Regions from separate parts of the Homo sapiens genome. Here all the other regions are linked to region 1. A link is a loop called in an ENCODE intact Hi-C map of the cell type or tissue named here. Cell type or tissue: endothelial cell of umbilical vein. All regions are shown on one strand.

The links. Peaks named below come from ENCODE experiments on the same cell type or tissue, not always from the same donor. Only the 100,000 strongest peaks of a DNase experiment are listed, where the experiment ranks them.
Region 2: it touches region 1 in a loop (11-fold over the local background); 5 of 110 quality-filtered maps call a loop at or near these places.
Region 3: it touches region 1 in a loop (7-fold over the local background); 2 of 110 quality-filtered maps call a loop at or near these places.

Annotation. Positions count from the first base shown.
Region 1 is chr4:145,544,095-145,549,094 of GRCh38, reverse strand. SMAD1 (SMAD family member 1) reads right to left here. Exons shown (of 7, transcript NM_005900.3): 5 at 2,171-2,392. Among named protein-coding and RNA genes, the nearest start is that of SMAD1-AS1, 29 kb to the right of the region's middle. In endothelial cell of umbilical vein, no CTCF peak of the experiment used is centred here; DNase peaks (open chromatin) are centred at 2,284, 3,074 and 3,784; H3K27ac peaks cover 3,413 bases.
Region 2 is chr4:145,385,611-145,390,610 of GRCh38, reverse strand. No RefSeq gene overlaps it. Among named protein-coding and RNA genes, the nearest start is that of LINC02266, 48 kb to the right of the region's middle. In endothelial cell of umbilical vein, no CTCF peak of the experiment used is centred here; a DNase peak (open chromatin) is centred at 2,320; H3K27ac peaks cover 1,952 bases.
Region 3 is chr4:145,277,080-145,282,079 of GRCh38, reverse strand. No RefSeq gene overlaps it. Among named protein-coding and RNA genes, the nearest start is that of LINC02266, 61 kb to the left of the region's middle. In endothelial cell of umbilical vein, no CTCF peak of the experiment used is centred here; DNase peaks (open chromatin) are centred at 2,299, 2,789 and 3,119; H3K27ac peaks cover 2,680 bases.

The DNA.
Region 1 (5,000 bases):
TATTTTGAAAGAATTACTCCCCCTTCTTCACCCTTTTTAATAGAATGTTTCTTGCTTTGAGTCTGTCTGATATTTCCTCAGGATTAGATTCGGATTTGCATTCTCAGCTGGAATCCTGCGTAGGTGATGTTATGGCCTTCTCAGGGTATGACATCTGGAGGTATATGATACCCATCTGTCTCTCATTGGTGATGATAATTTTGATCTCCCAGTCAAAACAGGGCATCAATTATACAATTACAATTAAAATACAAATGATACGGTTTCTCCACTGTTTAGTTAATGCTTTTTATTCTCCCTTGTACTAACAGGCAGTTTGAGGGTAAACACTCTTAAGACCATGCAAATAAACTGATTCTCATAAACATTTTCTTTATATTTAGCATCCATTGATGATTCTTGCCTGATCCTTACTATGATGGTTGCAAAATGATATTCAAACTTTAGCACTGACTCTACATTTATCAACCAGCCTTCCCCATTCACTTATCTATCTATTTATTATGAGTATGGACTTATAAATTTGTATTGTTTTTCAATGGTGTAAAATTCAATACCGTACTGAGGCCAGGCACAGTGGCTCACACACCTGTAATTCCAGAATTTTGGGAGGCCAAGGCAGGCTGATCGTTTGAGGTTAGTTCGAGACCAGCCTAGCCAACAAGGTAAAACTCAGACTGTACTAAATATACAAAAATTAGCCGAGTGTGGTGGTGCACACCTGTAACCTCCCAGCTACTGAGGAGGCTGAGGCACAAGAATCACTTGAACCTGGGAGGTGGAGGTTGCAGTGAGCCAAGATTACACCACTGGACTCCAGCCTGGGTGACACAGGGAGACTCCGTCTCAAAAAAAAATAAAATATAAATAAATAAATAAATAAATAAATAAAATGAAGTAAAATTCATCACTGTAATTATTTTGGAGCTCAAATTGTCTGAGAGTTGGCCAGTGGAAGGCCCTCTAAGTTGGCTCCTGAGGCATGCCCCATGAGTTCCATAAGCACTTCTTTACTTTCTGCCACAACAAGATGCTCCAGGGTCCTCCTATGCCTACCTATCCCAGCCTAGGGGTAAGCCATTTCTTCAAGGAGCCCTAGTTCCTTTTAGTGGGACATGGTATTAGCGATGATGATCTGAACACTAGATGTGCTTATTGCTACTGGGTATGTATGCTTCTGGGCCCTTTCAGCAGGCAGATCAGAAACTATACGCAAGTAAAAACGCATATACATACCCATGCATACACACATACGTAATACATGAGAACATAAACATGCATACATACATACACATATGTATTACTAAAATCAGAATTTTGCACTGATACTTCTATTCTCCTTCACAGGGTTTACTTTTTGCTCCCCTCCGCATTTATATGTCTGTTTTCCACAGTGGAAACCCAAGCTCCCAACAATATCCACACATTTAGTCATTTGCTTCATCTTTACATATGAAAGTTTCAGAATGGTTTCACTCATACTGCTATGAAATAATCAAGTTTACTAAAAAGAGTTCGGGATTTATTTGAAATCCTACCCCTACTCTATCTACTCCACTCAGCCTAGGCTGAGGATATATAGTCACTTACTATATTCATAACTTACTAGGCTTGTTTTTTGGTCTTTATTTTTTCTTATTATAAATATATCCATGCCTGATTTTTTGTTCTTTTGAAGGTGCTGTCTTATATGGACAGTTGTTCAATTTGGTGTCCCTGTGGGGGTACAATCACTGCAGGGTTCTATCGTGCCACCTTGCACGATGTTTGTGCTAAAATCTAGTTCTTTCTTTTCTATTTACTGAGTTATGGTATTCATTTGAAATACAATTAAGCAATTAACTGTAATTTGCTTTTAATTTTAGGTTGTGATTCATTTTATAACAGCCAATTTATTCTGCAGCAAAATATCATACAGAATAGTGTCTTAAAATGGCAAATCATAATTTCAACTAATTAATTTCAATATTATGAGTTGATCGACCACAAAAATCACTGACTGCAAGAGCTTCCAGATAGCAGAAACTGGAAAAATATTTACAAACTGCAGCAAGTGAACATTACCTGGTCTTTGCTACAACAGTTTGTTACAGGAATGATTTTAAGTCAGCTCTGGAGGAACAGGGACACAACAGATAAACATCTGAAAGAGGTTAAAGCAAAAACTCACCTTTTCCAATATGCCGCCTGGTGTTTTCAATAGTGGAATTCCGGTTAACATTGGAGAGCAGCCCAAGGCAGAAACGGTTCTTATTGTTGGAAGGATCAGTGAAACCATCCACCAACACACTTGTGGAGGAGGCATGGAACGCTTCACCCACACGATTGTTGAGCTCATAGTAGACAATAGAGCACCAGTGTTTTGGTTCCTCATAAGCAACCGCCTGAACATCTAGAGGAAAGAAAATGTTATATCAACCAAGGTTAGTGCCTCAGGCTCTCAAAAACTGAAACCGTGTTGTTGAATTGGCTCAGGATCATGGAATGAAGACACTGGAAAAGCAATTGCTATTATAATGTATACAGTTTTTCTATGATGTTTAAAGCAGGTACTTCTTAATATGACACTCTCCTTATTCTCCTAATTGGAGAAAATTGGAGAACAATTTTCTCCAATTACTATCAGATAACCAAAACACCAGCTAAGGAAGCACAGCAAAAACTTTTGCTGAATATTAACAATATGCTAATTGCTCTGTAATATGCAGAAATGGAAATCACCCCTACCACAGACTTTGGCTCACCATCTAAAGAAACACAAGTGACAAGTGAAAAAATAAGTGGGAAGAGAACAATAGAAGACTGAAAATATGCCAAAGGTACTGGCATAAAAATGAATTACTTTTGGCAAAGACTAAGTATGCCTATGCTTATTCAAAGCCATGAAAATCAGTTTCTAATTATTGATAAGAAGTTACTTTACCTCATATTAAGTTGCCAATAACTATCACAGCTACAGTGTTGCTCCAGTTCTCAAACTCAGGAAGAAATCTTGCCAGCTGGCCATTCTTACAGAATGAATCATATCTTTCTCATCCAGATTTCATGCTAACTTCCTTATATTTGCTTTAAGTCATGCAGAGCAGGTGTGTTTTGTCTCTCCATTCCCAGAATGGGCCAACAATGGAAATTACCCAACTTTACTGACAGGATGCAGCTTGTTAAGTCAAATCTCTTAAGACTAACAAATCTCCAAACAGAACATGGTTCTAAACATTTGCAACTAAAAGGTTTTAAAGATGAATTCCTTCTGTAGTAAAACCTCTTGTACCACTCCTTTAGAGATTCCAGGAATACAAACCATATATTTCCAGCATACCAATATATAATGATCTGAGGTTTATGAAGTCTTGGGTGTACAATAATAAAAGGAGGAAAAGAAAGAAAGTCCACATCAGAAGCCCAGACTACAACTGCTAAGGGAGAAGCACCTCTGTGTTCTTAACATCAAATTCCACAAATACTAAAATGCACTTTACTTTAGAATTTGGTAAAAAACAAAACAACAATAACAAACACACACACACACACACACAAAAAAAAAACAAGGAAAATACTCATGAAAAAACCCACACATAAGTTAGTCGCTTTACATATGTAAGTAGTTAGCTAAAAACATACACTATCTTCCCTGCTTGCTAAGCAACTCTACCACATCAATTTGCTATAATTCAAAGAGCAAAACTTTAGTGATTTACAAGTGCCAAATCTTAAAGCAGACTGCAACATTATTAGCAGAAGGCTTTTATCAGCTATCAGGATACTTCAAAATACTATTCATCTAGGTCAGAGGTTGATGAATTTTTTCTGTGAAAGGCCAGCAAGATTTTATGGGCTGTATAATCTTTATCACAACTATCCAATTCTGCCCTTGTAACACAGAAGCAGTCATAGACAATATGTAATGAATGAATACAGCTGTGGTCCAATAATGCTTTATTTACAAAAACAGATAGCAGGCTGAATTGGCCTGTGGGCTGTAGTTTGTTCACCCCTGCTCTAGGAAAATCACCAAAGGTTAAAAACAAGTTAAAAAAAAAGCGGGGGGAAGAAAAAAAATGGCCAACATTCCTTCCTCGTGAAAATATTAACTGACTATAAACTATAAAGGAAAAAAAAATTAAAGCTATTTAAATGAAAAAAATCTTAAAGCAATTTAAAGATCTGTTTCCTGAAATCAGACATTTTGGGTTTAGTAATAATAGTTACTGGGTCCACATGCTCCTAATAGTGTGGTACTGTGCCTATTCTCTCCTGGTATCCTGGTCCCCAAATATAAATTCCACAGATGTGTGAGATAGGGGTTATTTCCCCCAACCAGAGTGTTCATTGACTCAGAATTATGTTTGATAAGATGTTCAAGAGATAATCAGGAACCATAAAATACAGAGGCAATAAAAAAGATTTAAAAAATCATAATGATTAAAGTGGTGTACATTCCAATTTATGACACTGCACATCCAAGAAAGGTCCTTTGAGTTTATCACCAATTTTTTTTTTCTTTTTTTTTTTTGAGACTGAGTTTTGCTCTTGTTGCCCAGGCTGGAGTGCAATGGTGTGATCTCAGTTCACTGCAACCTCTGCCTCCTGGGTTCAAGTGATTCTCCTGCCTCAGCCTCCCAAGTAGCTCGGACAACAGGGGCCCGCCACCACACCCAGCTAATTTTTGCATCTGCAGTAGAGACAGGGTTTCACCATGTTAGGCAGGCTGGTCTTGAACTCCTGACCTCAGGTGATCCACCTGCCTCGGCCTCCCAAAGTGCTAGGGATTACAGGCGTGAGCCACCGCGCCCAGCCTTCATCACCAGTTTTTAAATCGATGTTTAAAGCAGTTTTAGGTTCACAGCAAAACTGAGTATAAGACAGAGTGATTTTCCATATGCCCCCCACCCCCACACCTTCCTAGCCTCCCTCATTATTAATATCCCCCACCAGAGTGGCACATTTGTTTTAACTGATGAACCGACATTCATCCTACAGACCTACAACCAAAGTCTACG
Region 2 (5,000 bases), 160 kb after region 1:
AAATTTTCTCAGAAATGCATTACAGTCAAGGGCCTTCCTTCCTTCCTCCCTCTCTCCCCTTCTCCATCCTTCCCTTTTCCTTCCTTCCTTCCTTCCTTCTTTCCTTCCTTCCCAGGGATCACAATCGTATCATGGTCTGATACTTCTTCCTAAGGCAAAAATTGATGAAAATAGCCAGTAACTATTATAAAGTGTATGTCTTTTCAGTCTTTTGATTAATGTCTTATTTTATTTCTGGGACCTTAAGCTATATCTATGCTTCTGTTCAATTATGTGTCGATTTTCTTTAGGGATATCCATTATGCATATTTAATCTTCATTTTTATCTCTAGATTTATCATTTTTCTTTAATCTTATTTATTTTTGAAATCTTCTCCTTTATATGCTATGCTTTCAGTAGTAACTATTCTCCTTTATTCTACTTTAACTCTCATTTTGAATGAGATTTTACTTCTCTTTTCCACTCATCTTTGATTTTTTTCTCTTCTCAGCACATTTCCTCCCAAACTCTTTAGATGTATTTTGAGTCATCATTTTATATAAGTATTTCTTTCATTAAATGTTTTAAATTCATGGCAATATATTTGGTAATACTTTTCTTCTGGTTCATAACAAAAATCTTCTGGGATATATTCTTCATCTGCCATTTGTACTATTTGTTTTCCCCATTCCTTCAACAGTTTTTTCTTTTCTTTTTCTTTTTTTTTTTTTTTGAAGTAATTCCATAGATTCAGTGTGCTTACTTTGTGGTAATACTCAACTTTGAATGACGGAAATTCCTTATGAATTGGGTATTTGCACGTTGCTCATAGCACAGCGGCAGTGCTGTGAGTTCTGATTTGGAATTACAGCTCTGCCACATAATAGCTGCATGACTCTATTTCTGCAGTAAAGGGCTAATCATAATAGCATTTATCTCACTGAGTGCTGTAATGGCTAATACAGGAGGTCAATCCCTGAAAAGGCATGCAGATAATGCATGTACATGTGGCATTGTAAGAATACGGTAAATACTACCTTTTTTAAAAGTCATCTCAGAGTGTCTTTTTGCACTTCCACTTTATCTTGCCTGTATCTGGCATTTCTTCCTCCCTTCCTACAGCTCAAAGTTACATCTACCTGCTAAAGTTGTGGGAGATAACGTTAGTATTTCTGGTTTTTCTTTCTCCTTGTTTTTGAATGATTTCTTATAGGAAAAAGGAGTTGTGGGCGGGGGGCAATCCTGTCTTTAGTCACCATTTCTAAGTATCAACCAGGACTTGACACTTAAATTGAGGCATGAAGGATGAGTGGGAATAAAGTAACTGAGGTAGGGACAGGTAGGGGAACATGCTAGAAGAGGAAAATGCATGTGGCTCCTGTGACATGGGAAGGAGCTGTGAAATTTGAAGCACTGAAATGATTGCATGGCTGTAATATAAGGAGGGAAAAGGAGAATGGGATAAGATGAGGCTGGTAAGTAGGCAGCCATTCACATGGTTTTCCATCAACACTTCACCCCTCGGTGCAGCTAAACACAGTACTTAAGACAACTCGTTTTATGCTCCTCAATTTTTGGTTGAATAAGGAAGGACTCATGGAGAGGAAATGGGACAGACTTTGAGTCGCCTTTGGGGCTGGGTTTCAAGGCCAAACTTTAAAATTTATCAGTTATCTCTTCTTAAAGAGAAGATTGATCACTGCCACTTTATTGTATGATAATCCAGGTTACCTCCGACAATGTCTATGTTGCAAACATTCCTATATCCATTTATGGAGCAAAACATTCCAAGGTTTTTGATTCCAATTTAAAAATAAAATCATAAATATATTTTGCTTTTAATTTTTGTAGCTTTTTGCTTATAAAAAACATTGCACTACTATTAATAGAATTCTAAAGGAAAGAAAAAAAAGTTTAACCACAAGCACACCCAAGCCAACATATCACACTGTTTCCATATTTATTCATGTTTTCTTACGAATATATTTTAGAATAATTGCAGAACAGTGAATATTTAAATAAATAATAAAACAATTCAGAGGAGTTACTGTAGAAGTGGTTATTTCTGTTCTGGTGATCTAAGCTAGTTTATGTAGTTTTATAGAAAGGCAAATTGGAATGTCTTTAAATAAGTTGCAGACTTGCACACTAACATTAACCCACTATCTAGTTTGATTGTGAAGTATAATCTTAGGTACCATTGTCTCTATATTTGATCCCTCTGGCACCACATTCTGAAAGTAGTAAAGAAGAATGATGATTGAAGTTTTTGTTTGTTTAGTTTTGGTTTTAACAGGAACTTAATATTACAAAAGTGTAACTTAAGTAAGATTGATCTGATACCAGGTGGTATGTGAGAGACTAGAAACAGGAAGATAAGTAGGAAGCTATTTCAAATACCCCAGGCATGAGGTAACAAAGGAAACATTACAGTAGTTGAAGTGGAAATACAAAGGATACTTGGGTACATGATAGAAATAAGAAACGCAGAGGGGAAGTGATTTGCAGGAAATGATGACAAGCTTGTTTCAAATATGTCAGATTTGGGACGCGCAAGTAGATACTTTGTGAAAATAGAGCTATGAAACTAGAGCACAGGTAAGATGCCATGTTAGACTTGCTCTTTTGGTGATCTTCATAGTGAAGAGTTGAGGCTAACAAAGTAGATGAGGTCTCTAAGGTACTACTATGATTCAAGAAGAGGTAAAAGATAAAAAAGACATCAACCAGGATGAAAACTAATGGGCCTATTGTATTTAGGAGATTATTTAATAATCAAATGGCAGGTAATAACAGATGTCATGTATACAACTTATTTGAAGTATTTGGAAGAAATAGAAGAGACATGGAGGAGCCAGCAAAGCCATGTGTATTAATGTTTTCTTCTCCACATTAGAGAATATCGATGCAGGAAAAGTTCAAAGAGTAAAAATATGAATAAAGGAAGAATAAAGAGGAGAAAACTCTACCTCAGTGTTAAATGAATTGAATAAAATCTAGTAGAGTGGATCCCAAAGCTATTTTGGCAGTAAACAAACAGGAAAAAAGTGCAATCTTCTGACATAAATGTTAACAGATCTGCCAAGGAATGAAAAATGAGGATTAAGGAAAGAATAATATAGCACTTGTTCTAACCCAGTGGGTCTCGACCAGGACTGATTTTTTGCCACTCAAGGGACATTTGGCAATGTCTGGAGACATATTTTGTTCTTACAAGTGGGGCATATTCTACTAGTAGGTAGAGGCCAGGGATGCCGTTAAATAACCAACATTACTCAGGGCAAAAACAAGGAAGTATTTGAACCAAAAAGTCAATAGCCTCAAAGTTGAGAAACCTTGATCTAACCCATTCAACACGTCAGAAACAGTACTGGTGAGTCAACAAATCCTGAGAGTTTCCACTGATACTGTAAGAGTAGGAGAGAAGATTGGTTGAATTTTGTACTTTACCTCTCCCTTTGAAAAATTATTTTATGTTAGAATGCATGCATGTACGAAAGTTACATAGCAAGAAGTAGGTAAAACAAAGTACAGTGTCACCTTGAACATGGGTTTGAACTATGTGGGTCTGCTTATACAGAAATTTTCTTCTTCCTCTGTCTTCTCTGAAACACAGCAAGACCAACCCTCTTCTTCCTCCTCAGCCTAATCCATGGGAAATGATGAGGATAAAGCCTTTATGATGATCCACTTCCACTTAATGAATAGTAAATATATTTTCTCTTCTTTATGATTTTCTTAATAACATTTTCTTTTCTTTAGCTATATATATAGATATATATAACATATATATAAAATATGTATAACATAAAAACATATGAATCAATGGTTTATGTTATCAGTAAGGCTTTAAGGTTTCTGGTCAACAGTAGGATATTAGTAGTTAAGTTTGGGGGAGTCAAAAGTTATGTGCAGATTTTTGACTGCACAGGGGGCTGGCACGCTTAACTCCCACATTGTTAGAAGATCAACGGTAATAAAATAACCAGAAGAGACTCTCTCAGACATAAGTTCTCATGTGGAGAAATATGCAAGGGTATCTTCCAATATGAAAGCTAGGAACAAAGTTTAAAGACAAAACAAACTACAGTTTCTCTAATTAAGGCAATTCACAATTGCACAGAGCTCTCCTGCTACCACGTTTCTATAACATCAGGTTATAGAAAAGTGGATTGAACTCAATATCCAGCTCTCACATTGTTGTTGAAAAAGGAAGACACAGGACAATTTGGAGTAGACAACCTTCTCCCTATTCTTCCCACTTTACAGCTAAAATTTCCAGACATTACATACGAAACAAACAAAACATAATGCTGAAAGGTGGAAAGAAGAGAAACAACTGAATAGGGATTTAGAAACCTGAAAAAAGACAGAGAGGTGAGTTCCCTGGGTTTCTTTTTTGCTTCATGTATCCCATACTGGGTTAGGGACAAGCTGGCAACTCAGAAATCACAATGGGCACAGACAGAAACAAACAATAAACAACAAGAAAAGGTGACTCTGTCTAGTCAAAGGATGGTGAAAGGGACAGTTTAGTAAGATAGAAAACTTTCAGACAATAACTAACTCCTCTAACCCAACCAAACATTCTGAAAAAACTGCAGCTTCATGGCTAGCACATCAGCAAAAGCTGAGTCAGGACCCTGAACTTTCACACAGCAAGGAGCCATGCCCTACGACAAGGGGTGTCAGTAGAGACCAAATTGGGAGCCTAAAACTTCCAAACGAACCTAGTAGTAATGAGGCATTCCTCCCCTTTCCCACCAGCATGATGTCAGAGAAGGCCAAGTGAGAAGTCCGACTTTCACCAACTTCCAATGGTAAAAAAATCCCCCAACTCAGTGTCAGCAGAGACCATGTGGGGAAAAGTAACAAGGTGTCCTTCACCCTCCCAGTCAGGGTGGAAGGCCTAGTGGGAAGTTTGCACTTCCAACACTGCCAGCACTAATGAGGATCCCTTCCGTCTTCCTCTGGCATGTTGCGTGGGGGATTTAGACTTCTCCCACCTGACAGAAACAAG
Region 3 (5,000 bases), 270 kb after region 1:
TAAGTTGCATGGGTTATTACTCTGGAACAATAAAAGTTCTCTGTGTACTTCACATCTCTTCTATCTGATGTACACTGTATTACTCAGTTCATTTGCTTCAGGTAACTCCAACCAAGCAATGATATACTGTACAGTGTTACTATACTCTTGAAAATTGGTCTGTGAGAACATTTAGGTTCTTAATAATGTATAATAAATTAATTGAATCCCAAATTAAATTTTAAAAGTTTTCAAGAACAGAAAGGAAGCTAGATTCCTTCCTCTAGCAGAACATGTGGGGTTTTCAAATTTAAATGACACCAGGAAACAGCTGGTCTCTGGATAGATGTGTTTGTCCTCTAAAGTGATGAATAACTTCACCATTTTGGACTTTGAAATGGAATATTTTTCCAATTCTGCATGATAATTCTAGTCAAATAAATTCTTTATGTTTTATCTTGCTATTTTATTTCCCAGTGATATATGGAGCAAACATTGCTTCTCCTCGGGTGAAGGTGAGTAATTATATGGCCGAATGATCCATGGATCAAAATTCTTCCCTTTGAGTCCAGAAATGCAGTTGCATGAGTTTTCCCAGGGCATAGAGTTTTAATGCTGTGGCCTGAGCTCCAGCTACAGAAGCATCAGGTGATGGGAGTTTAGCCGTGTTTCCTTCTCAGAAGCGTGGAGGTGATGTCACCTCCACCAGTGTTGCCTGCCAGTGGCTGCTCAGTGCTCACCCGTGCCTAATATCTAACTACCCCTGCCCCAGAATATGCTTGGGCCGATTCATAGACTCAGTGTGAGTCTCACTGCGTGTCAGCCCTAATGATGGCTGTGCAGTTCCCCAAACTCACGAGGCATGTCCCGGTGTTAGGGCCTTTGTACTGCTGCTTCTCTGCCTGGAGAGTTTACTCTCCACAAATCTCCATGGCAGCGTCACTCACTTCATCCACTCAGACACAGCAGCTTTCTCCCACCATTCTATCTAAAACAGGATCCTAGCCATCCTTTATCTTCTTCCCTGCTTCATCTTTCCCATAGAACTTACTGCTGCCTGATACTATATTATAAACTTACTATCTGTCTCCCTACTAGGAGTCCCAAGGTCAAGGACTTTGTTTAGTTCACCAGTGAATCCCCTGCACCTGGAACAGTGGCTCTCACATAGTGTACAGGATCAGTGAGTGACAGTGATAACCCTGGAAGCAACTGTATAGGTAGGTAGGTTAGAACATGGGCTTTGGAGAGGGCAGACCCAGGTTCAAGTTATGACTCTTCTCTCTGCAAGCTATAGAACTTCACCAAGGCATTTAACCTGTCTCAGGGGATTACCGTACAGAGAGTAAATGAGGTAATATATGAGAGTCATTTGGCAGGATTAACGTCATTGTTTTCTCATTGTTCCAGCCCTCTTATTTTATAGATAAGGAACCAGAGGTTGATTGAGGCAGAGGGACTTAGGCAACATCTCTAATCTTGAGGATACCATTTGCAGGGAAGGAAGCAAATCTCCCATTCTCTTATGATGGTATCCTTAACAGTTATCGAAACCCTTAAAAATACACATTCACTTTGACCCAACAATTTTATTTCTGCAAATTTATCCTAAGCAAATAATCACCTATGTGTGCAAAGATTTAGCTACACAGACTTTTATCACAGCCTTGGTTATAATAGCAAGAAATTAGAGTCCAAGACAGAGCAGATTTGATAAATTATGGTACAGTCACATGATATCCCATTATATGACCATTCAGAATAAAATATAGAAGAATAGCTAATAACATGAGAAAATGCTTACATAGACTCAAATAAAAAAAACTAACATAGGTCAAGAGGTCTGCATGGTTAGAAGCAGGGTGCATTGTATTTTATTTGTGCTTCTCTGAATTTCTTGTGTCTTCTTCAATAAATAGGTATTATTTTCATAACTGGTCTTTTAAATAAAAATTATTATAGCTTGTTAATGTCTTCACAATAAAGTGTTAATACATTTTATGAAGAGAACAATCAGAGGAGCCTAAACTTTAGGGAGTGTTCCTCATGCTGATGGAATGAAATTCTTATCTTCTTTTCTAAATGTCATGATTTTCAGGGAGCAATTCTCCTACAGGTTTTGACAAACAGCAGATTCCAGAGTATTTGGGCTTCCTGACCATTAGGACCGATTGTGCTTGTGTCTGAACATCTACATTACTCTGTATTAGCACATTTAACTGATGACCTTAGCTAGGCTGCATTTTTTAAAACCAAATTGACTTACAGCATTACTCATTAGATTTAAGTACTAGGATGATTCATCATTTACAGTAAATCTATTAGAGAGATTACACTGCAAAATCCACCATTGTCCATGTGGCAGGCCTGCCTGGAAATTAAGAATGGGAAGGGAAATTGAAGGAGAGAGATTCCTATCCGTGATTTGAAATTTAAACTTAGATAGCTATGGCAAGCATCCGAGCCTCAGCCAAAGCGGACCAAGGCTTCTGTCACATGTCTCAGATATTCCACTCTAATAATAGCCTAAGATCTCTTTTGGAATAGGTTGGTGCCTTGTTTCATAAGGAAAAGGCTTGCATGTTAAAATACTTTAAGGAGTATTTCCTTACCCCTTAAAAAGATATTTGCAATATAACTGGGCTGCACATGTGATACATGTAACAATAGTTGAGTCTCTACTGGTTAAATATAACCCCAAACCAATAGCGTGTTCAGCTGGGGGCCCATGCTCACCAGATGTTATTCCACTAATAGTGAGTGAGCTCATCCTTGATGTGGAAGGTTATTCATTTGGGAGAGAATAATGAACGTGAGACAATCATTACATCACCTTTTCCTGTACATTATTCTCCCCTGCAGCTAAGAAGGAAAACATGCTGCCGGGTTAGCTGTCAGCTAACTCATGTTCTTGCTTTCTTAGATCTACATAAAGTGAATCACAGGGTAACTCTCGTCCAAATTAATTTTTAATGTAGTATCTAATAGTTTATTAGGAGAGTTAGACTTTGGGACGGTCTCTGTCTCAGACCAGAGCAGCATGGCTTTTTGAGGTGTGATTATCAGTACTTTACTCCTAGAGGCACTATCCTCTCCTCACTCCTTTGCGGGGGTTATCTCATTGTCCACAGTTGACCATCTGGGAGGCAGAGATGGCTGTTTCTAGAAACATGAAGACTTCTGAATAATAGAGTAAATGTTTAAAATAGTGCTCATGAGATCATGTCTTTTTTTGTTTGAATGACTCATTTGGGCTACCTATCAAACCACAAGTTCAAATTCAGAATAAATTAGGTTATAGATAATATAGCAAAAGGGAGCAAAACATATACACACACATATACATATATATACACACACATATATATACATATGTGTGTGTATATATATATATATTTTATGAAAGACAAAAACAATCTTTCTGAGAGAAACTGGGTTTTTTAGAAAGCACATATGTATCAGTTAAGAACCTTAACTCACCACTGAATTTTAATGCAGCCTTCCTTTAAACACAGTAACAACTCAGCAACTGGCAATCTTACTAAATGTCTTTAAAAGGCTTTAACTTTATGCCAAGGGCTTAAACTTTGTTTCTGTCATGTCTTATTCATGTTTATAGAACATGATCACAAAGGAAAGTGAAGCACTAATAATAACCACCCTGATGAGTCTGTCTTGGGCAGCAGCACCATCCCCTCACTTTCCCTTATACCTTCTTGGGCTACCTAAAAGTATACATTTTGACAACTAAGTGTCATCTCAGGAAGAAAATGTGGTGGCTGGGGAAACACTTGGCCAGTTATAAATCCTTCCATACTTTAAATTTTGATTCTATTCTTTCCATATTTGTCCCTGCCCCATATCTGCCACCTCCTGTGGCACCCTTTGCACAAAGAGCACTGAAATGAAGATCAGGACACCTGAGAGTAGCCCCCAACTCTATCACTTTCTTTCTCTTCACTGCCTTCCAGGCGTCAGAGTCTTCATTTGTAAAATGAGAATAAGAATATCACAGGTGGCAAAAAACTGCATAGCACATACATGTTTAATAAATTTAAATCATTTGGGACATGAGAGTGTACCCAGGGGTGCATTTTGTGACTTCTATGGGCCCTAGACACTTTTGCCTTCATGGACCCCTTCCTCATAAAAATATATTAAACATTATCTTATGACTGTGTTGGTATAATGATAAACACACTAATATCATATATCGAAACTTTTTCTTGGCTGGGCGCGGTGGCTCACACCTGTAATTCCAGCACTTTGGGAGGCCGAGGTGGGTGGATCACCAGGTCTGGAGTTTGAGACCAGCCTGGCCAACATAGTGAAAGCCCAAAGTTAGCCGGGCATGGTGGTGCACGCCTATAGTCTCAGCTACTCGGGAGGCTGAGGCAGGAGAATTGCTTGAACCTGGGAGGCAGAGGTTGTGGTGAGCCGAGATCATGCCACTGCACTCCAGCCTGGGCAACAGAGCGAGACTCTGTCTCAAAAAACAAACAAACAAACAAACAAACAAAAAACAACCTTTTTTCTTGACCTAAAGGCTCATTTATTTTTCTTCTGATGTTAAAGAAATTAAAACACTTTTCTAGCCCCTCAGCACTGTGCCCGATAGTAAGTCAGCCCTGTCTGCATCACAGAATCCCCGCTGGTGGATCATACTTTGCTCTTTTTTCTCCCTCTTGGATGGCTTTTGTGGATGCTGTTCCTTTCCTTCTCTTCTCCTCATTTCTTGCTGATTTTTTCAATGAGTATACATTATCTCTTCCACCTCTCTCCAACGTCTCTTGGGTTCTCCAACTCTGGTGAGTCAAAGCTCACTTACAAACAGACACATAGTTCAAAGAATAAAAAGGATCAAAAACTGTTCTAGGAGAGTGGAGAACTGATTCCAATTCAGTTCAGGCTGCTATCCTCCACCATCCCTGGAGACCCTTCTAAGCTGATCAGAAACACCTCTAAGTAGAGAGGTTTATATGCAGAGGTTTCTGGAATGGTGTGCAACAAATTTTAAGAAT